6 separate regions of the Homo sapiens genome follow, and regions 2, 3, 4, 5 and 6 are each linked to region 1. The links are chromatin loops, found by intact Hi-C in ENCODE. Cell type or tissue: mammary epithelial cell. All regions are shown on one strand. Each heading gives the region's core, and the rest is flanking DNA. Links, peaks and the distances in the headings are about the cores only. Region 1 overlaps MYO7A (myosin VIIA). Region 2 holds the start of GDPD4 (glycerophosphodiester phosphodiesterase domain containing 4). Region 3 overlaps PAK1 (p21 (RAC1) activated kinase 1). Region 4 overlaps CLNS1A (chloride nucleotide-sensitive channel 1A). Region 5 overlaps PAK1 (p21 (RAC1) activated kinase 1). Region 6 overlaps PAK1 (p21 (RAC1) activated kinase 1).

Region 1 (4,872 bases), core at 341-4,340:
CCTGTCCCAGCACTGTGGGGAGAGCAATAGCCAGGGGCTCCAAAGGGCCTGGTCACAAGGCCCACCCGGCCACTCCTTACTGAGCCCCATCTTCCTGGCACCCCCTCCTCTCAGGCAGCCACCTCTTTTCCCCACACTCCCCTCAGCCCCATTCTACTTAGGAGGGGGCTGAGTCTGACAGGAGCGTGTCCCAGGCCCTCTGCACCCTCGTCTTGGGGCAGGCCCTGGGCGCTGGGGTCAGAGTGGAGCAGGTCATGGCAGGACCGACCCGACTGGCTGGTGCTGTGAAGGGGTATGGGGAGGAGCCACTAGGCTAAGCTAGCGGGAGGTGGGGGAGGCCACAGACGTGGCTGGAAATAGATGGTGGAGCTGAGAGGGTAGGGAAGCCACAGAAAGCAACCTGGCCTGGAGGAGCGGCCTCCAAGTGCCGGGAGGGCCTGGCGGCTGCCCTCAAAATCCACATGGGGAGCCCCAGGGGCCGCCTCAGCGGGTACTCTGGCTGCAGTACCTGCGGAACTTCATCCACGGGGGCCCGCCCGGCTACGCCCCGTACTGTGAGGAGCGCCTGAGAAGGACCTTTGTCAATGGGACACGGACACAGCCGCCCAGCTGGCTGGAGCTGCAGGTTCGTGCGTGTGTATGCACGTGCTCGTGTGCATGTGTGCGCACGTGTGTAAATGCGTGTGTGTGTGTGTCCAGTGCACTCGAGTGCCCCAGAAACATTCCCTGCTTTGAGATTCTGTGGTTCCTCAGACACCTACCCTCAAGTTCTGGAACCCCAGGCCCATCGGAACAGAAAAGCCCCCAAAGGATGAGGGACTCCATTTGCTGGCCTTACGGTCAAGACGACTTGGGCAAAGGAGATTCCCTCTGTGTCTCAATGCCTTTACCTGCCACATGGTGAAGGTTATATGAAGTGATAGCAGAGACCCCTGGCCTGTGGCAGTGCCTGACCTCTCAGCCCCAGGCCCTGGCTCAGGGGTCCTAAAGGTCCCATTGGGGTGGGGTGCACAGCAGGGCTCCCTGGACACCTGTGACAGGGACAAGCAGTGTCCCAGTGAGGTACTGGGGCCTGGGGTGCTGGGGCACCTCCAACCCCACAGAAAGCAGAGAGCCAAAGTCCAGAGGGGCAGGCAGGTCTGAAGGGAAGGGACCCCACAAACCCTCTTGGGGCACTTCCAGGCCACCAAGTCCAAGAAGCCAATCATGTTGCCCGTGACATTCATGGATGGGACCACCAAGACCCTGCTGACGGACTCGGCAACCACGGCCAAGGAGCTCTGCAACGCGCTGGCCGACAAGATCTCTCTCAAGGACCGGTTCGGGTTCTCCCTCTACATTGCCCTGTTTGACAAGGTATGGCCGCCCGGAAGCACCTCCTCCCGGAAGCACCTCCTCCCGGCCCCACTCCGGGCTGCCAGTGCTGCCACCTACTTGCCGGGGCTATTCACCCTTGAGCACCTCGGTTTCCCCCTGAGCCTGTGCTAATTGGCTCTGCCTGACTCCTCAGGACTGCCGAGAACTCGGCCAGGTGCGGTGGTTCACACCTGTAATCCCAGCACTTTGGGAGGCTGAGGCGGGCAGATCACAAAGTCAGGAGTTCGAGACCAGCCTGGCTAATGTAGTGAAACCTCGTCTCTACTAAAAATACAAAAATTAGTGGAGCACGGTGGCGCACGCCTGTAGTCCCAGCTACTCGGGAGGCTGAGGTAGGAGAATCACTTGAACCCAGGAGGTGGAGGTTGTGGTGAGCTGAGATCGCACCACTGCACTCCAGCCTGGGCGACAGAGCGAGACTCCATCTCAAAAAAACAAACAAACAAAAAACTGCTGAGTGCTCTTCAGCACCTGAGGGAAAACCCAGCAGTAGGATGTCCTCAGTCCTGTGTCCTCAGGCCCAGTGAATCCTCTCCTGGTGCTGAAGGAAGAGCATGGCACAGGCTGATGGGAGGGCTGCGCAGCCCTTGTGTGCAGATGGGAATGGAATTCCCTCTCAGGTTGCCACGGCATCTGATGGAGAAACTCCTCAGCAAACAGGAGTTCCTTCACACTTGCCCTGAAGCAGCTGGAGTGTGGGCGTCCCGCAGACTCACCTCGGAGGCTGGAGCCTCCTCGGCTGAGCGGGACCTGGGGCTTGGGTGATTTTGCCTCCACCCCCAGCAACGTCATGCTCAGCAGAGGGGCCCCCGCCCACAAGCCCAGGGGAGGTACCGTGTTGCTGGACACAGTTTGCCTGGATTTTTCTCACCGATGCTCTTATGTTTCCAGGTACTGTCTGTTCAGTTTCCCAAAAAGCTTCCACTAGAAAATGGGAATTCCCACGTCACCGTGCCCAGAACTGAGGCTAGGAAGGCAATGGTGGGGGTGCGGCTTAGAGCCCAGGGCTAGAATCTGGTCTGCCTCCTGGGGGCCTTGGACGTGTCCCTGCCCCTCGCTGGGCCTCCGTTTTCTGTCTGAACTGACCGTTGGCCCCGTTGAGGCTCCTCATAGTCCTTCCCTGACTCTGTGCCTGCTCCCCTCCCCTCTGTGCCCACAGGTGTCCTCCCTGGGCAGCGGCAGTGACCACGTCATGGACGCCATCTCCCAGTGCGAGCAGTACGCCAAGGAGCAGGGCGCCCAGGAGCGCAACGCCCCCTGGAGGCTCTTCTTCCGCAAAGAGGTCTTCACGCCCTGGCACAGCCCCTCCGAGGACAACGTGGCCACCAACCTCATCTACCAGCAGGTGGTGCGAGGAGTCAAGTTTGGGGAGTACAGGTGTGAGAAGGTGAGTGGGAGGGAATCTTCCGCCAGGCTGGCTTGGCTCACAGCCTCCTGCTTTCCACGTTTGGGCTGAGTGCTCCTCTGTGAGCCATCATTAGCTCAGGCTGGGGTGAGCCTGACTGCAACCAGGCACTCTTCAGGCTCCTGGATGGACACCGCCTACTTCAGGGGGCTCGTGAGGAGAGGCGAGATGGCGGGAGCAAGGGCTTCTGAGGATGTCCTGAATTCCACCAGTGGAGGAGGCCCCCACACTGCTGTAGTGACTGTGCGTGCTACAGAGGACGTGCCGCAGGACCTGCTGCACCATTCTGAGTATATCTAGTAAGCGCTGCATTAAATGAGAAATACAGCCATTCCTTGAGATCAGAATTTGCAAATGTGTATTCTTTTTTCTCCTTCTGAGGACAGGAGTTATGTGGTTGTTTTGTTTTCGATAATGGTAATGGTAGCTATGGTTCTGTTGGTGATTGTGATGGAGGGATGAGAAAGGAGGTGGTGGAAATGAAGAGGATAGTTGGTGGTAGTAACGTTGGTGGAGGTAGTGATGATGGTTGGTGGTGATGGTGGAGGTAGTGATGGTGTTGGTAATGATGATGGTGGTGATGGTGGAGGAGGTAGTGATGGTGTTGGTGATGGTGGAGGGTAGTGATGGTGTTGTTTGTGATGGTGGAGGTAGTGATGGTGTTGGTGATGGTGGAGGTAGTTGTGATGGTGGAGGTAGTGATGCTGTTGGTGATGGTGGAGGTAGCGATGGTGTTGTTGGTGATGGTGGAGGTGGTGATGGTGTTGGTGATGGTGGAGGTAGTTGTTTGTGATGGTGGAGGTAGTGATGCTGTTGGTGATGGTGGAGGTAGCGATGCTGTTGGTGATCGTGGAGGTAGCGATGGTGTTGGTGATGGTGGAGGTAGTGATGTTAGTGATGAGGTATTGTTGGTACTGATGACTATGGTAATATTGGAGGTAGGGATGATGTTAGTGATGGTGGTGGTGGTGGTGATGGTGGAGGTAGTGATGGTGTTGGTGGTGATGACAGTGTTGTGGGTAGTGATGATAGTGGTGATGGTAAAGGTAGTGATGGTGGTGTTGACAATGACAGTGTTGTTGGTAATGATGGTGATGGTGGAGGCAGTGATGGTGTTGGTGATGACAGTGTTGTTGGTAGTGATAATGATGGTGATGGTGGAGGCATAGTGTTGGTAGTGATGATGGTGGTGATGGTGGAGGCAGTAATGATGTTGGTGATAGTGTTGGCAGTGATGGTGGTGATGGTGGAGGTAGTGGTGGTAGTTTTGTTGGTGATAGTGGTGATGATAATGGTGGTATTGGTGGTAAGCAAATATTCAGGCGGAGTGCATTAGTATAGCCACATCAGTTGCTAAAATTCTGAAATATTTCAAACTGGTTGGAAAATATCTATTGCCTCCAAGGCCCCCAAGAGCCTTTCTCTATGCCCTTGCTGCTGGAGCCCTGGGGAGCTCTAGGTAGGCATCACTGGGGCTGCTGTGCACCAGGCCAGGCAGAGAAGGGGCAAATGCCCAGTGGCCACTTGGCTCTCTGAACCCTCTGCAGTAGATCCTGCCAGCTGTTAACCACTTTAACTGTCCCCCAAGTGCTTAACGGTGGTAATGGTGATGGAGGCAGTCACAGTGATGCACTTCCCTCACTCTGACCCTGCCAGCAGACCCTAGGTGTCTCCCATTCTCCAGGGCAGACACTTCCTCTTCTGCTGTTTGTCAGCTCTGGTCGCTGTCTCACAGGGCTGAGTGTGCAGTGGCTGCTCGATGGGCTGGCTTGTTTCTTTGCATCACTTCATGTGCCCCTGGGCAGAGTCCAGCTCCATGCCAGTGCCAGAGGGATCCAGGAGAAGGTGAGGGTGTGGCCCTGCCCTTGGGGAGCTCATGGTTCCTCTGAGCAGACAAGAATTCCCTGGTGAATCAGTGAGAAGCCTGGGTCCCAAAGGCCAGGCTCTGAGAGCTACAGGAGGCAGGGCCAGGAGAGGGGCCTGGAGCCTTTGGTGGTGTGGAAGGGCTTCCTGGAGGGGCCTGGGCCAATGCATGACCGAGGCCTCCCCCCACCTAGGAGGACGACCTGGCTGAGCTGGCCTCCCAGCAG
Region 2 (4,791 bases), core at 792-4,791, 110 kb after region 1:
CTTGAACCCAGGAGACGGAGGTTGCAGTGAGCCAAGATCGCGCCACTGCACTCCAGCCTGGGGGACAGAGGGAGACTGCCTCAAAAAAAACAAAAAAAAAAAAACAAAAAAATTCCTTTAGAGTTTCACACAAAGTATTTACAGGTAAAATGTATGGTGTCTGCAATTCACTTTCAAATACTTCATCTAAAAGAAGAGAAAGCAAATATTGGAAGATGTTAACAATTATAAATATATGGGGTTATATTTTCCTGTATATTTTAAATAGTTCATAATTTAAAAAGTAGATGCTCTGGGCCGGGCGCAGTGGCTCATGCCTGTAATCCCAGCACTTTGGGAGGCCGAGGTGGGCGGATCACGAGGTCAGGAGATCAAGACCACGGTAAAACCCTATCTCTACTAAAAAATACAAAAAAATTAGCCAGGCGCGGTGGCTGGTGCCTGTAGTCCCAGCTAGTCGGGAGGCTGAGGCAGGAGAATGGCGTGAACCCGGGAGGCGGAGCTTGCAGTGAGCCGAGATCCCACCACTGCACTCCAGCCTGGACGACAGAGCGAGACTCCGTCTCAGAAAAAAAAAAAAAAAAAAGTAGATGCTCTGGAGCTCCTTGCCTAGGTTTCATATCCCAGCTTTGCCATATTTAGCTGTGCAACTTTAGGCAAGTTATGTAAGTATTCTGTACCTCAGTTTTCTCATCTTTAAATGTGGATGATAATGGTACATATCCATATAGTTTGTGGGGATTATTGAGTGAATCAATAGACGTGAAGAACTTAGTTCTGGAAATACTGTAAACTGAATGTTGGCTTTCAATATAATAATTGTTATCCATTCAGCACACTTTGAGCACTCAAATGACCAAGCATTAGGTTATGCGTCAAGGGCAAAGTGATAAGTCAAAGCTATCATTGATAAGATTTAAATATAGTGGAAGAAATGTATATTAGCAATTAAGTATAATATAATGTAATAACTTCTAGAATAAACATCTATACAATACACTAGGCAGCATGGAGAATAGAGTGATTAACCCAGCCTCAGAGCATAAATGAAGACATTTTGGAAGTTCAGGAGGGAGCTGAAAAAGACAGGGAAAATAAAGACTACCTACAGTTTTTTGTTGTTGTTTCGTTTTTTTAAAAAAAAAAAGATTGAAATAAAAAGATCTTGGAGATTCAGTTTAAGAAAAGGAACTGGGCACATACATTTGCCTTCCATTTCCTTGCAAATCATCTTTAAGTGACAGTAGAAAAGTATAATCAGGCCAGGCGCGCTGACTCACGCTTGTAATCCCAGCACTTTGGGAGGCCAAGGCGGGCAGATCACCTGAGGTCGGGAGTTTTAGACCAGCCTGACCAACATGGTGAAACCCCGTTTCTACTAAAAATACAAAAATTAGCCAGGTGTGGTGGCGCACGCCTGTAATCCCAGCTACTTGCGAAGCTGAGGCATGAAAATTGCTTGAACCCGGGAGGCGGAGATTGCAGTGAGCAGAGATGGTGCCACTGCTCTCCAGCCTGGGGTCTCAAAAAAAAATTTTTTTTAAAAACATTTTCTGGTTGACAATGGTTGAGTTTGTCTAAAGACCTGGGATAGATAGAAAGGGAATGGTCATGTTAAGATAAAGATTATGGAGACCAAACTTGTTTTGAAGTCTTATAGTGGCTGCTCTTAGAGACAATAGGTGACAAATGTTTCCTATTCAGATCTTAGTTAATCTCTTTAGGATCGGAAGGGTCTGGAAGAAAAAGATCTAGCTATGTTAACAGAGATTCTTTACAGATGCCACGCCCCCACCCCACAAAAAAACAGCTTTGAGGGCCATTTCAAAATATGGCAAAGAAACATATTTTGGGGTAAAATATTTTTTTCTTTTTTGACTTATATTGTTATGCCAGAGTCAGGTTGGAAAGAAAATCATGATATATAGGGTTAAATAAAACACATCTGATGAGAATTTATGGTTTGTAGGGCATGACTCTAGGGTTAAATAAAACCCATCTGATGAGAATTTATGGTTTGTAGGGCATGACTCCCCAGACCCCTTAGACAGGAATTTGGACAAGATAAAAAAAAATCAGCGTTTAGTCCTCACACTGGCCTCATATGAAAACCAGGTAATCCCTCTCACCCAGAGTATCACACATTCCCATCCTGGACCCTCTTTATGAGACAGGGGCCGGAGGTAGCAGTTGCTAGGCAACACCAACCACCCCACAGCTTCTCACCAGCCCCATAGAATACCATCAGCATCCCGATTATAAGAATTAGGTATTCTGTCCCATTAATTTGCCCAAAGATGGAAGAAATCCTAAATGACTATCTCACCCTCAAAAGTAGTAGTTACCTCACTTCCTTCAATTCCTTGCTCAAATGTCACCTTCTCAACAAGGTCAACCCTAACCACTTTATTTAATACTGCAATCTGCTCCCTCCTTCTAACTCCTCTATTGCACTCTACTTTTTTTCTATAGAAAATAAAACATTATATAATGTATTTATTTAGGAAGTTTACTGTTTATTGTCTGTCTTTACCTCCTAGAGCGTATGTTCCACATTTAACAGTAAGAGTTTATTGCTCACACATCTGAGCTAATGGGCTATCTGTTCTGCTGATCTGTTCTGCCTCAGCTAGAATGACTGGGATGACTTGGCTTTCCTTCATGTGTCACTCAACCAGGTTGGCCTGGGTATGTTCTCATGGTGTTGGAAGTTGTCCAAGAGAGTAAGTCCCAAATGCAAGCCCATTTCAAGCCTCTGCCTCACCGGATGTCTGTTCATATGGTTGAGCCCAAAGTCAACAATCAGCGCAGGTCACCTCATGGTGGTTGGTCACAGTAAAGTTACACAGAAAAAGGTGTGAACACAAAGAATGTAACTAAGGGAAGGGTGAACAGTTGGAGTCAAATAATACAATCTACCTCTCTATATGACAAGCAAAGTAAACTATGAGGCATAAAAGCAATACTAGAGACAAAGAGGGACATTTCATAATGTGAAAAAACAAAAATTTTAATTTGCAATTTGTAAGTACTATTAGATATGAGTTCTAAATTTCTCTTCAAAGAATCAATATGTCAGTATGTTCAATTCTTTGCCTTCTACTTTTAAACTTCCTCGTAAAGCAACCTTTTTTGATCACCTGCTCCATCCTGACTCATTCTGATTACCAGCTCTGCCCTGACTCATCCTGATCACCTGCTCCACCCTCACTCCCGCCAAACCACTCACCCCGTCACTCTCTCTAAATTAGCCAATTGGAATTAGTTTAGCCTGTGCGGTCTAACACTAGCCAATAGGGGAACGACACAGCAGCAGGGGCCACGTGTGTCAGGAATAAGAACCCCTTCCCCTCCCTTGTCCAAGTGTGTGCTCACCATTGCTCCATATGTAAGGGTGCACCCTTCTATAGAAGTATATTGCCTTGCTAAGAATTAAAAAGAAAATTTTATATTTGAGTGCTATTTCTTTTGCGGCACCGAAACTATAACAGTACCCAATCACCTAGTCTCTAAGGGAGAAATGGACAAATGCATAATCATGGTAGGAGATTTAACACACCTCTTAAAAAAAAAACAGAATAAGCAGAAAAAAAGTCTGTAAGGATATAGACGACTGTAAAAGTTGATTAACTAGTCTTAACATTTATAGAACACTGTACTCAACAAATGCAGAGTGTACTTTAAAATGGACATGGAATATTTATCAAAAATCACAATTGGTTTTAATAAACCTTGACATCTTAAGAATATATCTTCTGACTACAGTGCAATTTAACTGGAAATCAGTAAGAAAAACAAATTGCACATTTGGGAATTAAACACACAGAAACCTACGCATGGTCAAAGAAAAATCACAATGGAAATGAGAAAAAAACTTTCAGTTGGTTAATGATGAAACTACTGCATATATATAGAACTTGGTGTGACTAATTGCAAATACTGGGGTGTCCAAGGGCAGACGTTATGAACAAAAAGCTCTATGGGAGGATGGTAAGCTGCTTGGATATCGAATAAAAGGCAGCTTTTTAACCAGAATAATTACCACCACCATTGTCTACACACCTGCAGATACTTTGTGTCTAAGCACCAGCCAGCGTAGCCACGTTTACATGAAAATTCCTAATATTTAAGGGGAGATCGAGAAACACTGTTTCCTTCCCAGAGCTCTTCTCTGAATTCTACACTCATATATCCGACAGGCTACTGAAATCTCCATTTGGATTTCTCACAGGCACCTCAAAAGTAATATGTCCAAAACTGAACCCCTGATGTTTTTTCCCTCTAAAATCGATTCCTCCTGCAATCTGTCCCATCTCAGTAAAGGTCACCGCCATTCCCCAGCTCATGAGATCAAAACCCAAGGGTTGCCGCCCAGGATTGGCATAGTCGAAGCTGATTTTTATCCCCTTCGCCATTAACAACTAGAAAACTAGAAAATACACGAAGCCGCTACTGTCAGATACTGAACAGGAGGTCCAGGCCCGTAATCCTCGAGAGGGGACACAAACGACCCGACAGAGTGAGCGAACAACGTCAAAGGGCCTCAAGTTTGGCCGCCGACTAATAATACTAATAGAACTTCCTGCTTCTGGTGCTGCTTAGGGAGGAAGCACGGAACTGGGCACATTTACTTACCGAGACTTCCCAGTCCCAACCCAAATCCAATCTTCACGCCTGAGGAGACCAGCGTCTCTTAAGATGGACGCCTGGCTGGAAGGGCAGCCCGAGGGAGGCGGGGCGGGAGGGGGCGGCCTGGCGGGGCTGTGGGCGTGGTCAAGGACACCCCGTGCC
Region 3 (4,872 bases), core at 239-4,238, 180 kb after region 1:
AGAGTCAGTAAGAAAGGATCCAACAGGTTGCAAGGCACTGAACGTGTGAATATTGTTTTTTATAATCAATATGTGTAAAAATGACTCCGAATAAACCAGTCCCCACTGGTGGAAGCATGGTTCAAAGTATTTTGATGGTGACTCGGTATTGTGTTAGAACTTAACCACTCTTCTGCTTAAGTTCTTTAAGCGTCTCATCACCTTTAAGATAAGTCAAACTCCTACATGATCTGTCCTGCTTACCAATCCTCCTCATCACCCACCTCTACTTCCTTCACTATTCACATTCTAGTCATAACCACTTCGCAGTTCCCTGTGCAAGTATGCCTCATGAACTTCCTTGCCCACATACATGCTATTCTCTTTCTGTGTGGAATACCCGCATTTCCCCTTAATCCCTGCTCTAGATAACTAACTCATTCAGCTCAGACTTTACCATCAGGAAGCTTTCTCTGACACATCCAACCTTTCATTCAGTAAATGTTTACCAAATGCCAAGACTTGCCAGATGCCAAGGATATAACAATTAACAAGTCAGAGACAGCCCCTGGCTTCATGAAGGTTAGCATGCTGCACTATAATTGTCTGTCTGTGCCTTCAAGCACAAACAGGAATCATGAAGAACTGGCTGCTTGAGGTCTTCAACCTCAAGACTGGGAGGTTCTTAGGTACTGGGACATGTCTGACCATCTCTGTAATGTCACTTATTCACACCGGACTTGGCATAGGATAAACTAGGGCTTTTGCAAATGTTTAGTAAATCAATATGGCATAACCACCTATGTACAAGAGACAACATCAGATGTAAAAAATAAATAGCAACCAGGTGTGGTGGCTCACACCTGTAATCCTAACACTTTGGGAGGTCGAGGCAGGAGGATCACTTGAAGCCAGGAGTTTGAGAACACATAATGAGAACCACATCTCTACCAAAACTTTTAAAAAATTGTCTGTCTGACAATTTGACATCACACTCAATAAGCTGAGTGTGATGGCTTATACCTGTAGTCCCAGCTATTCAGAGGGCTGGGGCAGGAGCATCATTTGAGCCCAGGAGTTTGAGTTTACACTGAGCTATGATCACACCATTGCACTCCCGCCTGGGCAACAGAGCAAAACCTCGTCTCTTTAAAAAAAAAAAAAAAAAAAAGCAGTATTCTCTTATATGCATCACATTTTACTATTTATAGGACCCTTTCAAATACATCAACATCACATTTTATCCCTGTAAGTGCCCTGGGAAATAGAATTTGTAAGTTAAGAGAGACAGAGAGATCATCTAGTTTACTCTCCAGCCAATTCTTCATGATTTCTATAACATCCATTTGAGTGTCAAAGCATTCATTACAACTTCAGAGGACAGAATGAATGACTTTAAATGAATAAAATCTGCTCCCTTCAACAATTAGTACTAATCTTGGTTTTGCAGACTCCATAGACCAAAGAGGAAATTTTCTTCTAAGTGTAGGTATCTGAAGACATGTCCAGGTGAGGGCACAGTGTATCATCCTCATTTTATTGATGAAGAAATTGAAGCTCAAAGAGGCAAACTGACTTTCCCAAGGTTCAAAGCTACAAATTAAAACTGAGTCTAAAGCCATACCTTCTGGTTCCAAAATTAGAATTTCTAGAACATTTTACGACTATTATGAATCCATAAAAATTAAAAATAAAAAAATTATCACAAAGAAAGAATTTCTAGGACATTAAAGCTGAAAGGGATACCCCCTATTTATTATATCTAATTTCTTTATTGGATAGATAGGAATTCTGAGGCCAAGGGTGCAGGAGTGACTAATATGAGTGCCTCCCAGCTCAGGCTCTGCCTCTACCACACTGTCTTGATCCTTACCTCCACATCTGCCCACATCAAAATAGAGTAAATAAAGACTTACCAAGGCATTAGAAGAATTGTAATCCTCAGCTGACTTATCTGCACAGGAAGAAAAACAAGGGACTTAGTCAATAACAGTTACAGTTAAATTTTTCTGGACAGCAAAAGAAGTCTATCTGGTCAAGCACGTGCCAGATTCAGAGAATAGTAATAGTATGACTGGTACTACAGGCTAGATATCATGCTAAATGCATTATACATATCACCTTCTTTAATCCTCATTATGGCTCTGAGTACTATTATTATATCTACTTTTATTGATTTGGAAACAAGTTCAGAGATGTTAAGTACAGTTGGGTGTGGCTTAGCAATGGGGTATGTTCTGTGAAATGTGTCATCAGGTAATTTGGTCATTATGTGAACATCATAGAGTGTACTTACACAAACCTAGACGGTATAGCCTGCTACATACCTGGGCTATATTGTATAGCCTATTGCTTTCTAGGCTACAAACCTGTACAGCACGTTACTGCAGGCAACTGTAACACAACGGTAAGTATTTGTATATCTAAACATAGAAAAGGTACAATAAAAAATATGGTTTACAAGGTAAATAAAAGGATACACCTATATGAGCACTTACCATAAATAGAGCCTGCAGGACTGGAAGTTGCTCTGGGTGAGTCAGTGAGTGAGTGATGAGTAAATGTGAAGGCCTAAGTAGGACATTACCAGTGTACACTTAGGCTATGCTAAATTTATTTTAAACTTCAGGAATCACTAGGTGATAAGAATTTTTCAACTCCCTTATAATATTAATTATCAGACCACCATTGTATATGCGGTCTGTTGTTGTGGCACATGACTGTTATTTGCCCAGGGTACACACAGGTTAAAGAGAGGAATTAGATTTGAATTCTGGTCTCATTCTAAATACTACGCTAGAACTGTATCCACATCATCAGCTATATCACTGTCAGGCTTAAATGGCCAAGAAAATCTGCATTCTAAAAGAAAAGGAAAGAATCCATAGCACCATCCTGAGTCATCCATGCCAAAACATGGCCAGTCTCCAGTTTCAGCTTTCATAAAGGATCCTTCTATATCCATATCTACTGCCCACAAGGACAAAAGGACTAAGGTTGAGGAAAAGAGAGGTATTGATCCTGTCAAGTCTAATTAAAGGTAGGGTCTTGTTTTCCAAGAATAGAATCAAGCTCCCTCAATGAAGCAATTACCATGTTTCACTGATTCTGAGATGTACATTTTTTCACATTAACGTCTCTGAAACAGAGGTGTGTCCTACTTTCTAAAGCATGTTATGGTTTAATTGGCAGCTTTATTTTCTTTGATTGGTATGCAAATAATTGTACATCTTACAATCAGTGGTATCTTAGACTTCATAAAATTTGAAAGAGAGACCCAATGGAGATCTTAGGAAGAAAGTAAGTTTAAAGACCAGGTAATGTCTTCAGTTTTGTTCTTTAATTCCCCTGGGTCCAAGAAAAACTGACTGCCAATTCACCACTAATAGAATTAAGGAGGGGAAATATTCTACCAAATCCAATATATTCCTCACCAAGAACCAAGCCCAGAGAATGTACAATTCCAATTCCATCATGTAAAAAAGTGCTAGATACAGCTTCTTTGACACTACAGCAAATCATGAACCCACAAAGCAGGAAATAAGGCAAGCTCTGACAACTTGTTCTTATAACAAATCCAGAATAGCTAGCAGTATTCTGGAGAAATAAATTCAGGATATACTTTAAACATAATTCGTTTGTTTTTTCTTGTCCAAAAGACTATAGACTATCAACTTTGGCAGAGTACAACACTATGCCTTCACTGCACTACCCCCAACTTTACGTACTGCTAGTATTTTTGAAGATTGGGTATTTTGGTAATAGGCATACTTGTTATGTCATATAAAAATAAGTAAACACTCCCTTTAAAGGTGATGAACTTCTATATATCAAAATCAAATTCCAAAGCACAGAATGATGGAACAGAAAGTGCTTCCAGCACTTTCATTTTACAGATGAGCAAAATGAGGTGCAGAAAAGGAAAAAGATTGGTTCAAGGTCACGTAAGTCAGTGGCAAAATAGGGCTAAGACCCAGTTGAGTTGTCAATCTAGTCTACTTTTTCCCTATTACATTAGCTACTAACAGGTATAAAAAATTAAGTGTTGCCAGGCACATGGCTCACGCCTGTAATCCCAGCACTTTGGGAGGCCAAGGTGGGTGGATCATGAGGTCAATAGGTCAAGACCAGCCTGGCCAATATGGTGAAACCCCATCTCTACTACAAATACAAAAATTAGCCAGGCATAGTGGCATGCACCTGTAGTCCCAGCTACCTGGGAGGCTGAGGCAGAAGAATTGCATGAACCCAGGAGGCAGATGTTGCAGTGAGCCGAGATCGCGCTGCTGCACTCCAGCCTGGGTGACAGAGTGAGACTCCATCTCAAAAAAAAAAAAAAAAAAATTAAGTGTTGAAAAAATAGAAATACTTGACAAAAAAATTAGCATGGAAGATTGTGCTTCGGTTATAGGCAGCAAAGGAGTTAAAGGCCCAACTTAAAATACATTTCCATCATGTATCAGCTGAGTCACTTGGGGTATGTCATTTAACTTCTCTGAGCCTAATTAATTTCTTTGAGTATATAAAATGAGCATAATAGTCCTTGCCCTGCCAATCTAAGGCCATCATAAGAATCACATGAGGGAGCCAGGCTCAGTGGCTCACACCAGTAATCCCAGAACTGTGGGAAGCCAAGGTGAGCAGGTCACTTGAGGTCAGGAGTTCCAGACCAGCCTGGCCAACATGGTGAACTGTCTCTATTAAAACACAAAAATTAGCTGGGGGTGGTGGTGCATGCCTGCAGTCCCAGTTACTCAGGAGGCTGAGGCAGGAGAATCACCTGAGCCCAGGAGGCACAGGCTGCAGTGAGCCAAGATCACACCACAGGACTCCAGCAAAAGAATCACATGAGGTAATTCACATGTGAGCATATACAAATGAGGTAGTATTATC
Region 4 (4,872 bases), core at 360-4,359, 430 kb after region 1:
AAAAAAAAAATGTACAGACATTGTTCGGAATTCAGATCAATTATCCAGATGAAGAATATGTATAAACATTATACATAATGTTTATACATTATAAACAGGGTGCAGTGGCTCATGCCTGTAATCCCAGCACTTTGAGAGGCCGAGGCAGGCGGATCACGAGGTCAAAAGATCAAGACCATCCTGGCCAACATGGTGAAACCCTCTCTCTACTAAAAATACAAAAATTAGCCAGGCGTGGTGGCGCGCGTCTGTAGTTCCAGCTACTTGGGAGACTGAAGCAGGAGAATCGCTTGAACCCAGGAGACAGAGGTTGCAGTGAGCCAAGATCACACCACTGCACTCCAGCTTGGGCGACAGAGCGAGATTCCATCTCAAAAAGAAAAAAAAAAAAGAAAAGAAAAAAAACCGTTATGAATAAAATAATTCTCTGCCTCTGAGCTCTAGGATAAAATTAACAGAAAACAAAGCTCATTAAAAAGTTTGTGGCTATTTCACCATTAAAAAGAATCCTAAGAATTCTTGCCAAGGACTGCAGTAACATCCCATTTGTTTAACTGTTAGTGACATACCAAATGAGTTTCTCATGATTCTGATTAATAATAGAGTGGCTGATGTTCTCTGTATAGTCTATTCTTCAAAAGAAATATGTGAAAGCCCAAAGACCCAAAAATCTGTTTTCTAATTGCAATAAAACAGTTACTAAAACAAGTATCACTGAACTGAAAAAATTAATATGCTATAATGTGATGAGAAATAAGGAAAGAATACTGAAGTTGATATCAAAGGATTTCCCATGAAGTAGAACAGTGAAGTTACTGACAATTGGAACTGTGAGAGCTAAAAATCAAAGTTAACAGAGCTCCAGTGATGTGAACACATGATTTTAACAGAGAAGACATTGCTAATTTTAAACTGTATGGCTACCACTGACAAAAGTAAATGTGGAAATTAAAATTAAGTATTTAAGGGAAAATATAAATCATAGAACTCTAAGAGGTTATTTTCTGATAGTTCCACTGGCAGGATGTGAGAAGAAAGCACAGGTCCAGTATCACAATTCATGGTCAGTATAAGAAGCAATGTTATACAGTTTTCACAATAGCAGTAACTTGGAAGCTAACTGGAACTTTAAAAGGCTGGTTTCTGAAATGAAATAGAACAGGGGTAAAGGAATTAAAACTTGTAACTGGAGAAAAGCCAATGATTACAGAACTAGGTTCAGAACTAAAATCTGTATCAGAAGAAAAGAGAAGGAATTCTGAAATATTTATCATTGCAGGGAATAACAAAGGATCTTATAACTTAACTGGATGACTGACAGTGGTAGCAGAGTCAAGTCAAAACATATAAATCTTACCATGCTATTACTATATGCTTTAGTAAAATAAAAGGAGGCTAGCGAGAGCATCTCAAAGACTGGAGGATAGCCAGTATTCAAGAAAACAATGCTATAAGGTAGGAGGAAGTTGTAGTGGGGAGACAGGGACAACAATTTAACAACAGCTTATAAAGGACTACTACAATTACTGGTTCTAGCTCTGTATGATATGAACATGACCTTCAGTTATTATCTAACATATAGTTGAAATACTTAGGCTGGCAAAGGACAATATATTTCTCAGAATAATGGAGTAGCAAATAAATTGTCAGGAACAATCTGAGGTTTAAAAGAAGAAAAATTTTTTTAAAGAAGGAAAAAGAAATAGGCCAGATACAGTGGCTCACAGCTGTAATCCCAGTACTTTCGGATGCCGAGGAGGGAGAATCATTTGAGGCCAGGAGTTAGAGACCAGCCTGGGCAACATGTGAGACCTTGTCTCTACGTAAAATTTTAAAATAAGCTGGGTGTGGTAAGCATGTGCCTATAGTCCCAGCTATTTGGGAGGGTGAGGCAGGTGGATTGCTTGAGTTCAAGGCTGTAGTGAGCTAGGATCATGCCACTGCACTCTAGCCTGGGTGACAGAGTAAGACCCTGTCTCAAGAAAGAATTTTAAAAAGTAGAAAGTAATCATTTCATATGATTTTCATGATCAGCGACAAGGGAGAAAATGAACTACTCACCTTAAACTTGCATAAATCATTTTCAGTGATCAACATCTGCATCCTCAAACTGTCCAGCAACTGTTGGTGTGGTATCCACCTCCATCCCATCTAAACAAAAAAATTAATTACTGAGCAATCCCTATGAACACTTCAGACAGGTAGATTCAACTTATAACTTCTACCAGAAGGAAGCTAGTGCCCTCTGCTGGTAAGAATTGCTTTTTCCTCTTTTTGGAAAAGTCTGAAGGGACAAACTGAGAAAGAAAATGCTACCTGGGGATTTAGGCCACATCAAAATCAGTCTGCGACACTAACTGTGTAAATTCTCACCCTCAATACTAAAATAACTCTATGTAGGAACTTTCAAATGCAGTATCAATTGTTCACCCTTTACAGATCTAAGTATTTACTGTTAGGCTTTTTAAGGTATACAGCCCTATCCTCACAAAGTGAAAAGACAAAAATCAGTACAGCAAGCTTTTTGCTTATTTCCCTGTTTTTGTCATCTCATTAAATAAAAGGTGGGGAGGGAACAAGAGAAAAAAAACAAGAGCCCTGATATGGTTTGGCTGTGTCCCTACCCAAATTTCATCTTGAATTCCCACGTGTTGTGGGAGGGATCTGGTGGGAGGTAACTGAATTATGGGGGCAGGTCTTTCCCGTGCTGTTCTCATAATAATGAGTAAGTTTCACTAGATCTGATGGTTATATAAGGGGGAGTTTTCCTGCAAAAGCTCTTTTTGCTTGCTGCCTTCCATGTAAGATGTGATTTGCTCCTCGTCTTCCACCACGATTGTGAGGTTTCCCCAGCCATATGGAACTGTAAGTCCAATGAAACCTCTTTCTTTTGCTAATTGCCCAGTCTTGAGTATGTCTTTATCAGCAGTGTGAAAACAGACTAATACAAGCCCCACGGAAAGAGTTGTCTTGGCCAGGCACAGTGGCTCACGCCTGTAATCCCAGCACTTTGGGAGGCCAAGGTGGGTGGATCACCTGAGGTCAGGAGTTTGAGACCAGCCTGGCCAACATGGCAAAACCCCATGGCGAAATCTCTAACAAAAATACAAAAAAATTACCCGGGCATGGTGGCAGGCGCTTATAATCCCAGCTACTCGGGAGGCTGAGGCAGGAGAATGGCTTGAACCAGGAAGGTGGAGGCCAAGGCAGGCAGATCACCTGAGGTCAGGAGTTAGAGACCAGCCTGGCCAACATGGTGAAACCCCGCCTCTACTAAAAATACAAAAATTAGCCAGGCATGGTGGCACATGCCTGTAATCCCAACTACTCAGGAGGCTGAGGCAGAAGAATCTCTTAAACCCAGGAGGTGGAGGTTGAAGTAAGCCAAGATCATGCCACTGCACTCCAGCCTGGGCAACAGAGTGAGACTCCGTCTTAAATAAATAAATAAATAAATAAGACAGAATCATGGCCGGGTGCAGTGGCTCACGCCTGTAATCCCAATACTTTGGGAGGCTGAGGCGGGCGGATCACCTGAGGTCAGGAGTTCGAGACCAGCCTGGCCAACATGGTGAAACCCCGTCTCTACAAAAATACAAAAATTAGCTGGGCACGATAGTAGTGGGTAATCCCTGCTACTCAGGAGGCTGAGGTGGGAGAATCACTTGAACCTGGGAGGCAGAGGTTGCAGTAAGCCGAGGTCACGTTATTGTACTCCGGCCTGGACGACAGAGCAAGACTCTGTCTCAAACACACACACACACACACACACACACACACACAATCAGTGTATATACACACACAAAAGGACACAAGACTGAAAGGATATGCAACAGAAAATTAATAGTAAATGCATCTCAGAATTATATTTATTTTTTTCTACCTCTTCTTTGCCTGTGCATACTTTAAGCCAACATGGTGGAACCTTGTCTCTACTAAAAATACAAAAATTAGCTGGGAGCGGTGGCAGGCGCCAGTACCCCAGCTATTCAGGAGGCTGAGGCAGGAGAATCGCTTGAACCCAGGAGGCGGAGGTTGTAGTGAGCCAAGATCGTGCCATTGCACTCCAGCCTCGGCAACAAGAGCGAAACTCCATCTTAAGAAAAAAAGAAGGGTGTGATAGTTAAATTTATGCATCAACTTGGCTAGGCAATGGTGTCCAGATAGTTGGTCAAACATTATTCTAGATGTTTCTGTGGAGGTTATTTTTTAGATGAGATTAGCCTTGTAAACTGGTGAAAATTGGGTGAAGGAGATTACCCTGCATAGTGTGGTGGGTCTCATTTAATCAGCTGGAGGCCTCAATAGGAAAAAGACTCACCTCCCCTGAGCAAGAAGAAATTCTGCCAGCAGAACTTCTGAGGCAGCAGAATGCAACATAAACTCTTCTCTGGGTCTCCAGTCTGCCGGCTTACCATGCAGATTTTGGACTTGCCAGCCTTCAGTCACGTGGGCCAATTTCTTAAAATCTCTCTCTTGCTTTGGTGGGTGTGTGTATACCTGAAGAGATGCCTGAATTGACAGCCCTCAGAGATAACCTATCGTGGACTTCTAGCCTCCAAAACTATGAGACAATAAAATTCTATTGTTTGAGCCACCCAGCCTGTATGACACTTTGTTATAATAGCCCTAGCAAACTAATACACAGATGCAACAGTAAATTAATAGTGGATATCTCTCAGTTAGAATTACACTTGTTTCTTTTTCACTTCTACTTTCTTGCGCACATTAAAAAAATTTTTTTGACTATGAACAAAGACTTTTTTGGTAATGAGGAAAAAAAATCACTAAAAACAAATGACATAAGCATTCCTATACTATGTAATTCTGTATCTGCTTCCTATACTATAGAGAGTCAATTCTTTCTCTTAG
Region 5 (4,872 bases), core at 78-4,077, 160 kb after region 1:
TTAGATCTATGATTTTCAACTGGGGGGGTGACAGGTGGGGAGAAAGGGGCCCTGCGGAGAATTTCAGAATGTGTTTGGGGGTGGGCCAGCATATCTTATTTATTTATCAAAAAGGAATATGGACTTCCAGGGTGTCGGTAATGTTCTTTTTCTTAATCTGGGTACTGGTTACATAGGCGTGTTCACTTTTTGAAAATTCATTGAGTTGTACACTTATGTATGCTATCTTTAGTGAAAATTTACTTTAAAAAACTATAAATAGTAAAAAACTATAAAAACTTGAAGAACCACACTGAATAATCTAATCTCAAAGTACCCTTCCCACTCTGATATTACAGGATACACTTGGATCCTTTAAAATAAAATAATGGTTTTCAATCATTTATTCCATCAACAGGATATGTGAATTTTGTTTTCTGTAGTTTGTATTATAAAAGTGGTTTTTAGTTTTCATTTTTCAAACATAAAATGATATTAAATATACTCTTTCAAACATACATGCTCCCAGAAGATCTGAGGGTACCTCTGCCCCACCCCCAAGGTAAGAATGACCCCACTTGACACATGTGTGTACACATATGTATGTTAAGTATATACACATTCATATATACAGACAGAGAAGGGGGGAAGAAATGCAGAAATAATGCTAGGAAAGTAATAATTCATTCAAAATAACTAAATCCATTCAAAATAACTAAAACCCTCATTTTATGCTTAAGACCATAAACCCTGTGTATTTGTAGGTAAGTAATTTGTAACACATATTTGTACCTGTACATGCCATATGTTAGGTACATATGATGCAATTTGAAGAAAATTAAAATTCTGCTCTATTACAAGACTGCTTCCTAGGCAAGCCCTGAGATTATAATTCCAGGTCAATCCAGGGGGAAAAGTCATGTGTAAGCATGCCTTGCAGCTAGAAACTATGGTCACCAGCTCCCTAATCATCACTCTTTAGTTGGGACCCTAGCTACATGCCTAGAAACTGTGACTATAACATACTGGCTATAAAATAAGGATTGGATGACTTGTACAGGCAGTTATTTCTTCACTGCCTGATTATCCTGCCCCTAGCTATCTTCTGTTATAAAGCTGGTATCTGTCTTCCTATCCCCATCCCTTCCTGATCCTACTAGATGTAATATTCTTAAAGGACAAACATGCCCAAGCCTCAGGGGACTGTCTCCATGATTACAAAGTTGTAGAAAGCTACTTAGGCCCACTGCTTAATACCTATTTCTAACTTGAATAGACATATAATTAGACATATGAATTCCAAGTCCAAAAGAATAATAATCTTCAGGTCTTAAAGGAGAAATAAAAGCAAGCAAAAATTACAATATTACCAATTCATCATATTGGTGTGACAGTTATATTTTAAAAATTATGCAATGTGGAAACATCAGCATAAGTGCTTAATTAATATTTCATTCTTCCCTTAGCACTAACAGACCTGTCAAGTAAGCAAGGAAAGAACATTATGCAGATGTTGCCTATTTATAGGTCTCATATATCAGTAACTAAAAAAAAAAAAAAAGTCACAAAAGTTCTGGAGGTAAAAGGTCCTCAATTCACAATCTGTCTTCCTTAAATTTACAGGAAGAAACTCCAGTCCAGAGAAGAAACCTGACTTGCCTATGCTTGTCCATGTACATTTCTGCTACATTCTTAATATCTCAATTTCACTACCTAAAGGAAATACCATCCCACATTACTCTGAGGTAAGCAAAATAATTTTTTTCTCAAGGTGTTAAATACCTTACACCAGTTCAAACTCACAAAAGTATGTCTATTTTGAAAAACACTGGAACTAGAAAAAAATAAGATCCACTCAAGCCCAGAGTTGTTCTGAGGATTAAACAATAAATGCAAATAACAGATGTGAACTGTAGAATGCTGTATAAACAGAACCTCCCTATATTATGCAATCTTTTATTTTCAGAAATTCTTGGGTGTATAATTTAAAAAAAAAAAGAAAATTTCAATGACATCATTAGCAACAATGCTTTCATTCCACTAACACTGAGAGCCAGACATTTTTCTTTTTCAGTTTCTTTTTAATTTTATCTCTTTTGGTGGGTCTTTAGAAATCTCATTTTTTTTTTATAGAGAGGTATAACTTAATTTGCACAAATCTTAAGTGTACAACTTGATTTTTATATATGTACACACCCATGTGTTCACTACCAAGATCACCCCCAAAGATTCCCTCATGACTATTCCTACTCAACATCCTCCTCCCAGAAATAACTACACTGTTCTGACTTCTATTATCATACATTAGTTTTGCTTGTTCTTGAATTTCATATAAATAGAATGACATAGTATCTGCTCTTTTATATCTGGCTTTTTTCACTCAAAATAATGGCCACTTTCAAAAGACACTACAGTCATTACCCCCGAAGATTCCTTCATGCCTATTCCCACTCTACATCCTCCTCCCAGAAATAACCACTATTCTGACTTCTATTATCATATATTACTTTTGCCTGTTCTTGAATTTCATATAAATCAAATGAGACAGTATCTGCTTTTTCATATCTAGCTTCTTTCACTCAAAATAACAGCCAAACACTTTAAAAACACAAGACAGTCATGTGTCACATAACGACGTTTCAGTCAACGATGGACCGCATATGATGGTGGTCCCATAAGATTATGATGGAGCTGAAAAATTCCTATCACCCAGTAACACTGTAGCAGTTGTAACGTCATAGCACAATTACTTTGTTTTTTAATAAATGTACAGTCTAAGTGTACAGGGTTTATAAAGTCTACAGTAGCGTACACAGTAATGTCCTAGGCCTCGACATTCACTCACCACTCACTGACTCACCTAGAGCAACTTCCAGTCCTACAAGCTCCATCCATGTTAAGTGCCCTACATAAATATACCTTTTTTTTATCTTTTATGCTGTATTTTTACCGTATCTTTTCTATGTTTAGATATACAACCACCATTGTGTTATAATTGCCTACAGTATTCAGTACAGTAACATGCTGTACAGGCTTGTAGCCTAGGAGCAAGAGGCTATACCATATAGCCTAGGTGTGTAGTAGGCTATACTATTTAGTTTTGTGTTCACTCTATGACGCTCACATGACAAAACTGCCTAAGGATGCACTTCTCAGAACATATCCCCTTTGTTAGGCAACATATGACTATACAATTGTTTGCCTATCTTTTTCTGTTGACTTGAGGTCCTTGGAAGCAGAGATTGTCTCTGAATTCATAGTGCCTTGCACACAATAGGAACTCAGTTAAGACTTGCTGAATTCATTACACTGAGGGCAGCATATAAGATACAGAGAAGGATGAATGCAAGAAGGATAAATTCTGGCATCTACCTAGAAAAACAGGTCCTATCACAGTAGTAGAAGGATTTATAGTTTTGGGTCTTCCATTTTATATTAGTGCTGGTGGATCTCAGCACTAGGACAAACAGGGTTCATCCGGAAAAGCAGAGTTGTAATTTGGGAAGTTGGTTTTGTGCTAAGAAAAAAAACCGTTCTCTCACTGTCACTGCAGGGGTATTTTTAGCAACATGGTCAGCTAATGGCATCTCTCTCATATTAAGCATAATTCTGCCAAATCTCAAGTCAGTCTCACATAACAACTCCAGATGGGTGAGGGGTAAAGTGGAGAAAGAAGAACAAGGTTTATGAGAGGCAAAAAAAAAGCAAAATCATATATGCCGGCACACACACTTTAAAGTCATTTCTCCAGGGAAAGAAAATGCCCCTACTAACCCTTGTCCAATCTTCTCAAACCGTGTATATTTCTTCTTAGGATCGCCCACACTCACTATGCTTCCTTTGAAAGAAACAGAGACCATGAATCATTTTTTCCCAAATCAAGATACAAAAAAGGTTCCACATTTCCCCAACCCCTGTAGCTGGCAAGGGTTAAAGAACTACCTCCAATAGCCAAAAAGCATGCTAAACAGGCCCTCAGCTTTTCCCCCATAAGTCTCAACCAAAAGTTTCATCACCTTGACTGCTTTGATTCATAGTAAGCTATTCCATTTCTAAACTCCTAAAAGTCATTCATTTTTTAATTAATCCATTCAGTAAATATTTACTCATTTAATACGCACCAAGCCATATGTTGTGTTAGGAATGAAGAGATATGACACAGTCAAGGCAGTCCCTGCTCTCAAGAAGGTCAATTTCATGGAGGAGACAGATAAGTAAGCATAAAGTTCCATGAAAATATAATAATTGCTGTGATAAAAGCCAAAGGGGTACAGAAAGAGGCACACACACACAAAAAAAAGACTGGAAAAACTTCAGAAAGGTGATATATGGACTGATTTCCACTTTAAGTAAAAGCCAGAGAGATAAAGTAGAGAAGAGGTTTACAACAAAGAATATTTCAAGTGCAACGACATAGAGGTTTTCCACTGGGTTTTATAACTTGTATTTTAGAGATGGAGAAATTGAGGCCCACAGAAGGGAAGAAGATACTTCCCCCCCAAGGTCACACAGCAAATTGGTGTCAGAGCTAAGATTAGGAGTTTCATTTTTAGTCTCCCGGTCCAATGTGCTCTCCATTAATACCCAATTACTAGGAATTGGTACTTTTCACATATATTACCTCATTTGATTTGCAAATGAGACAAGTATTAACATCCCTATTTTAAAAATGAGAAAAATGAGGTTTAGAGAACAGTAGAAAATTGCCTAAGACACAAGTCAGTGGCTGAGCAGAAGCTTCAACTCAAGTGTCCTAACTCCCAGGCCAAGTCTTAATTCTAAGTCATAATTCTAAGTGTTATTGTTAAAACAAAACAAAACAAAAAACTCTGGTTTAGAGAACAAGACTACATACAGGAGTAAACAGATGACTAGGTAAGTGGCTTTTCTTAC
Region 6 (4,872 bases), core at 596-4,595, 220 kb after region 1:
ATACACACAACGGAATATTATTCAGCCATAAAAAAGAATAAAATCCTGTCATTTGCAGCAACATGGATGACACTGGATACCATTTTTTCAGGTAAAAAAAAAGCCAGGTACAGGAAGACAAATATCACATGTTCTCACTCATATGTAGGAGGTAAAAAAAGTAGATCTCATGATGATACAGAGTAGACTGGTGGTTACCAAAGGCCAGGAAAGGGAGTGAGGAGGATGAAGGGGGAAAAAAAGATATAAATGTACTTACTGAAACTGAACTGTACACTTAAACATGATAAACATGGTAAATTCTTTCAAAATTTTTAACTAAAAAAAAATTTGCTGAGTAGAAATCAGTTCAAAAAGCCAGTCATCAAAGGGGAAGATAATTAACCTATATAGTCCCCTTTCCCAGACTATAATCTTTCTCTTTCTACACACAAATAACCACTATCTTGTCCAGGCCACCCTCTTCTTCAAAAGAGCACTGTCTTCTCCTCCAGGCCTCCTCCTCCTCCTGTCCCTCCAACCCATCCCTGCTATCCTCCCTCTTCTTTCCTGGGCTACCTCCTTTCCTCCAGATCAGCACTATCTCACAGCTGCCAGAGTTTCTGGTCCTCCCAGTCACTCATCTCACTAAAGGGAACTTGAGCCTCTGCCCAGCACTACTTGACATTCTTGCTCTCCTCCCACTCAGGCCCCCCACTTCCCATCTTGCTTATTCCCTACTGCCTACCTGCTTGCTGCCCCACCACCACCAGCAAAGATGGGAAACAAATGCAGGAAGAGGGAGTGCTTGTTGGCAGGCCCAAGGCAAGGCACAGAGGCAGTAAAGAGAGAGAATGGTCCTGGGGAAGATAGAATTTGGAGGTAAAAGCTAGATGCAAGTGAGTTAGGTAGAAAACAATGTTTGGACCTCATAAACACAGGAAAAGGTCTCTACAAACCAGTAACCTACTAATAATAAGAAAGCTTAACCAAAAATTTTAGAAAAGAGAAGAAAGCCTAATCAAGAGGGGGAGGATCCAAGAGAGGGAAGGAAAGACTGGCTACACAGGGGGAGAAATACAAAAGGGGAAGCATGAGGGGAGGAGGAAGGGTGAAGGGGACGGCGGGAGAAAAGGTAGGCAGGGGGCAGGAAAAATGATCAGGAGGAGGAAATAGAAAGAAAAGTGAGGAGAGGAAGACGTAGAGTCATGAAAAAACTAGGGGGAGGAAAGAGGTCCAAAATAATCAAAGTAGGTTATTATCGGGCCTGACATGAGCTTCTTGGTGCCAGGTAATAAAGAAGGAAAGAATTATAGTGATTAAGATATTACCACAGCCAGGTCTGTCATTAACTTAGCAGAATAAGGAAGGGGCTCCAGAGAAGAGAGTCTAGTTTAACGCAACTTTATACCTAAGGACAGAAAAACTGGCCAGTTTAGAATCATTAACATACCTTGACCTTCTACTTCCCAACCCTACCTCCCTACACCTAACACACCTACGCATCACACTAAAATAAGCATCAGCATTCTCAGTCTCTGCTTTGTCCCTGAAGAACCACCAAGATGCCATTCAAAAGGCTGGCTGGAAGACAGGATACCAAGGTCTACTTCCCAAGTTCTCCTCTCTTCTACAGTGTTGAGGGGGACATCTCTGCAGCCCATTTTAGCACTTTAAACCAGCTCACCTCTCCAAAAGATGGTTTGACAGTCTGGAAAAGCCAGAGTAACAAACAATGTCAAGTCCTTCACTGCACAGATATGGCAACTCAAGCCACAGAGGATGTCTGAATAGGACCAGTCCCCCCAGGTCTCCTCCCTCCCAGTTCACTCAACCTCTTAACACAGAAAAGCCCCCACAGTCCCAGCAGGCCAGCGACTAAGCCAAGGCAGAGGAAAGCACCACGTTGGCCACCAAGCAGAAGGGCGCTTGCAAAGGAGCAGAGCTTCTGAGGCTGAGCGGTTCCCCAAAGGCGCAGCTTCCCCTTCACACCCTTCCCTGGGCAGAGCTCTGATTCCAGTGCAGGCCTAGCCCTGGGTGGGCTCATCTAAAGGTTCCACCCTCAGCCCTTTCTCTCATTTAGGGTCCCTTAAGGTAAGAGGAAAGTAAGACACCCCTCAAAATCTACTGGACCCCGTGTCACCACTCTCCGAAAGCCGGCGGAGATCCCCCAGAACCCGGCCCAGCTAGGGGAGCCCCAGGCAGGGCCGGCATTACCTGGTGGGGAAGGCTAGCCCCGGCATCTCTGGCGATTGTTTCCGTCGCAGAGCCGCACCTCTCCCTGCCCAACCGGGTACCCACAAGGCCCCTGCTCCACCGGCTCCGCTCGATTCAGCTGGGCTGGGCTCCTGGCAGCTCAGCCGCCAGCTCCCGAGGTGCAGCACGCTCGCGCTCTCGCAGGGCGGCAGCGAAGGCGCCGCGTCGGGGTTGGCGAAACAGAAGGGGCGGGGGAAGAAAGGAGGGAAGGAGGCGGGAGGAAGCCGCGCGCTTCTCCTTTTCTGCAAAGCAGAGCTGAGGGCGGGGAGACAGCTATCTTCCCACCCTCTCAGCTATTCTCCCCACCCAGTCTCCAGCAGGAGGTAATTTCTCTCCAGGGCCAGGTTTTCCAGGGCTTGTCAGAGTCCTGTGTGAGCTCCAGAGTCAAGAAAGACAACCAGAGCTCCTCTGTGCCTTAGTTTCTACAGATGAGTATAGAGGAGTCCCTTCTAAGATTCCTCAGGTCAGACCTACGATTCAGATTAGGCCTCAGAGAAAGAGATACACCTCCCCCCTCCCCAAACGTGCCAGGTTCTAATTCTAATGCTCCAGGAAGAATGCTAGGTGGGCCCCTATAGCTGCCTCTAAGCAAACAAAGCTCAGCAGCTGCTACATTATTATTATTATTATTTTGAGACAAGAGTCTTGCTGTGTGCCCAGGCTGGAGTGCAGTGGTTGGATCTTGACTCACTGCAGCCTTGACCTTCCTGGGCTCAAGTAATCCTCCCACCTCAGCCTCCCAAGTAGCTGGGACTACAGGTACCTGCCACCACACCCAGTTATTTTTATATTTTTTGTACAGATGGGGTCTGCCATGTTGCCCAGGCTGGTCTCAAATCCTGTTCTCAAGCAATCCTCTTCCCTTGGCCTCCCAAACTGTGGATTACAGGCATGAGCCACCACACCTAGCCACTGCTACCATTTATTAAGAACTATTATGTACTAGGTACTTTATAAATGTTATGTCTCTCTCAAAACAACCTTATGAAGTAGGCACTATACCAATTCACATACGTCAAAACGGAGGTCCAGGGAAAATGTCCAGGGCTCATACAATAAGTATTTTTTAACCAACTATTGTGCATCAGGCATTGTGATGGAACCTGAGCTGAACAACACATTATAGAACATTTACCAACACGGCCCAGACTAGTAGTGCCTCTAGTAGTGCCTCCCAATTACTGAAACAATAAAACACACCTTCACACATTTGCAAATGCTCCCTAGGAGGTAGTATTACCTCACTCTTCCCCCTCCCAAACCCTGCTCTTAAGAGACATGACAGAAGTCAGATTATGCGGTGTCTCTTTCGGGTCATAATTAGGAGTTAGGCTTTTGTTCCAAGTTTTAGCAGTGGGAAGGCTTTGAAAGGTTTGAAAGCAGAATGACAAACTCTAACTTACATTTTTTAAAAGATCACTGGCTGTTCAGTGGAGAAAGGGGGTAGGAGTGGAAATAAGTTAATAACTTCTCTCAGAGGTTCAGGCAACAGAAAATAGTAATGATTTAGACTAACATATTGTAAGATAATGTAAAAAGAAGCAAGCCTATTTTCTAAAGACACAGCTTGGAAGAAGCAGCAGCAGAACTTGGTGGAAAACAGAATACGATGGTGAAAGAAGTCAGTGACTTCTCCAAGACCACACATCTGGTAAATGCTCAGGAGTTCAAGGCCAGCCTGGCCAACATGGTGAAACCCCGTCTCTACTAAAAACACAAAAAATTAGCTGGATGGTGGCAGGCACCTGTAATCCCAGCTACTCGGGAGGCTGAGGCAGGAGAATCCCTTGAACCCAGGAGGCGGAAGTTGCAGTGAGCTGAGATCGCACCACTGGACTCCAGCCTGGGCAACAAGAGCGAAACTCCATCTCAAAAAAAGAAAAAGGAAAAAAAGGAAAGAAAAGGAAGGAAGGAAGGAAGAAAAGAAAGAAAGAAAGAATTGGTCAATAATAGACACCCGGAGAATTGCTGTAGTCTGAGGATTCAGCTTCAAAGTCATTTTAAGACTTTTTTTTAACCCCACACCATGTCCTTCATCCCAATTTACACAGGGTGAATGAGAGCCAGAAGCAGTCCTCTGCCTTAGACACAGCTTTTCAAACTAATAAGCAATAATCATAGCAACTTATCTTACTCGACTTCCCACCCCATGCAGCATCCTCTTATAGATGGTCTTCCAGGCTTTTCTGAAATACATGCAGGAATGAGGAGCTCACTTTCCACCAGCACTATGAGGCAGTGTTTCCTCACATTCAGCCAGGTGGCTCTCTGTAAATTTCTAATTCTGCTCCAGGAGCAACGTCCTCCAGGGCAAGTCACATTAAAGGCTTGCAACTATGTATGTATGTAGGCTAATTTATTATGCCCCTCCACTTTTTCTCTTCTCCAAGATAAATACTCCCAGTTCTTTTAGTCGTTTGTTCATTCAACAACTATTTAAGCATCTTATGCAAGTCACTGGGGATAGACACATCAGTGAACAGAACCACATCTTCAAGGAGGTGATGATTTTATGGTTTAGTATGGTGGCTTTTAATTCTCCCTGTCCACCAGAATAACTTGGAAAGCTTTAAATATGTGTAAATATACTAGAGTCCCAGCAGAGATTCTGACTTGGTTGGTCTGGCATGTGGCCTA

Evidence for each region. Hi-C counts contacts between places; a loop is a spot of excess contacts. Peaks named below come from ENCODE experiments on the same cell type or tissue, not always from the same donor. Only the 100,000 strongest peaks of a DNase experiment are listed, where the experiment ranks them.
Region 2: it touches region 1 in a loop (2.4-fold over the local background); 5 of 110 quality-filtered maps call a loop at or near these places.
Region 3: it touches region 1 in a loop (4-fold over the local background); 9 of 110 quality-filtered maps call a loop at or near these places.
Region 4: it touches region 1 in a loop (17-fold over the local background); 25 of 110 quality-filtered maps call a loop at or near these places.
Region 5: it touches region 1 in a loop (4-fold over the local background); 3 of 110 quality-filtered maps call a loop at or near these places.
Region 6: it touches region 1 in a loop (4-fold over the local background); 6 of 110 quality-filtered maps call a loop at or near these places.

Annotation. Positions count from the first base shown.
Region 1 is chr11:77,189,515-77,194,386 of GRCh38, forward strand. MYO7A (myosin VIIA) reads left to right here. Exons shown (of 49, transcript NM_000260.4): 29 at 506-625; 30 at 1,183-1,356; 31 at 2,537-2,764; 32 at 4,840-4,872. Among named protein-coding and RNA genes, the nearest start is that of MYO7A, 64 kb to the left of the region's middle. RefSeq lists enhancers at 1,728-2,229, 2,230-2,729. In mammary epithelial cell, for the core only: a CTCF peak has its summit at 2,691 (motif pointing right); a DNase peak (open chromatin) is centred at 2,707; H3K4me3 peaks cover 993 bases; H3K27ac peaks cover 462 bases.
Region 2 is chr11:77,296,970-77,301,760 of GRCh38, forward strand. It overlaps GDPD4 (glycerophosphodiester phosphodiesterase domain containing 4), which reads right to left and starts at 4,717. Exons shown (of 17, transcript NM_182833.3): 1 at 4,636-4,717. In mammary epithelial cell, for the core only: no CTCF peak of the experiment used is centred there; DNase peaks (open chromatin) are centred at 2,682 and 3,192.
Region 3 is chr11:77,372,433-77,377,304 of GRCh38, forward strand. PAK1 (p21 (RAC1) activated kinase 1) reads right to left here. Exons shown (of 15, transcript NM_002576.5): 5 at 1,896-1,933. Among named protein-coding and RNA genes, the nearest start is that of GDPD4, 73 kb to the left of the region's middle. In mammary epithelial cell, for the core only: no CTCF peak of the experiment used is centred there; a DNase peak (open chromatin) is centred at 2,499; H3K27ac peaks cover 1,444 bases.
Region 4 is chr11:77,617,545-77,622,416 of GRCh38, forward strand. It overlaps CLNS1A (chloride nucleotide-sensitive channel 1A), which reads right to left. Exons shown (of 7, transcript NM_001293.3): 6 at 2,062-2,151. The coding sequence ends at 2,084. Among named protein-coding and RNA genes, the nearest start is that of CLNS1A, 18 kb to the right of the region's middle. In mammary epithelial cell, for the core only: a CTCF peak has its summit at 2,257 (motif pointing left); no DNase peak of the experiment used is centred there.
Region 5 is chr11:77,349,783-77,354,654 of GRCh38, forward strand. PAK1 (p21 (RAC1) activated kinase 1) reads right to left here. Exons shown (of 15, transcript NM_002576.5): 8 at 3,754-3,817. Among named protein-coding and RNA genes, the nearest start is that of GDPD4, 51 kb to the left of the region's middle. In mammary epithelial cell, for the core only: no CTCF peak of the experiment used is centred there; a DNase peak (open chromatin) is centred at 1,709; H3K27ac peaks cover 2,459 bases.
Region 6 is chr11:77,409,578-77,414,449 of GRCh38, forward strand. The region is part of intron 1 of PAK1 (p21 (RAC1) activated kinase 1); the gene reads right to left. Among named protein-coding and RNA genes, the nearest start is that of PAK1, 62 kb to the right of the region's middle. RefSeq lists an enhancer at 1,942-2,061. In mammary epithelial cell, for the core only: a CTCF peak has its summit at 2,384; a DNase peak (open chromatin) is centred at 2,424; H3K4me3 peaks cover 1,354 bases; H3K27ac peaks cover 1,168 bases.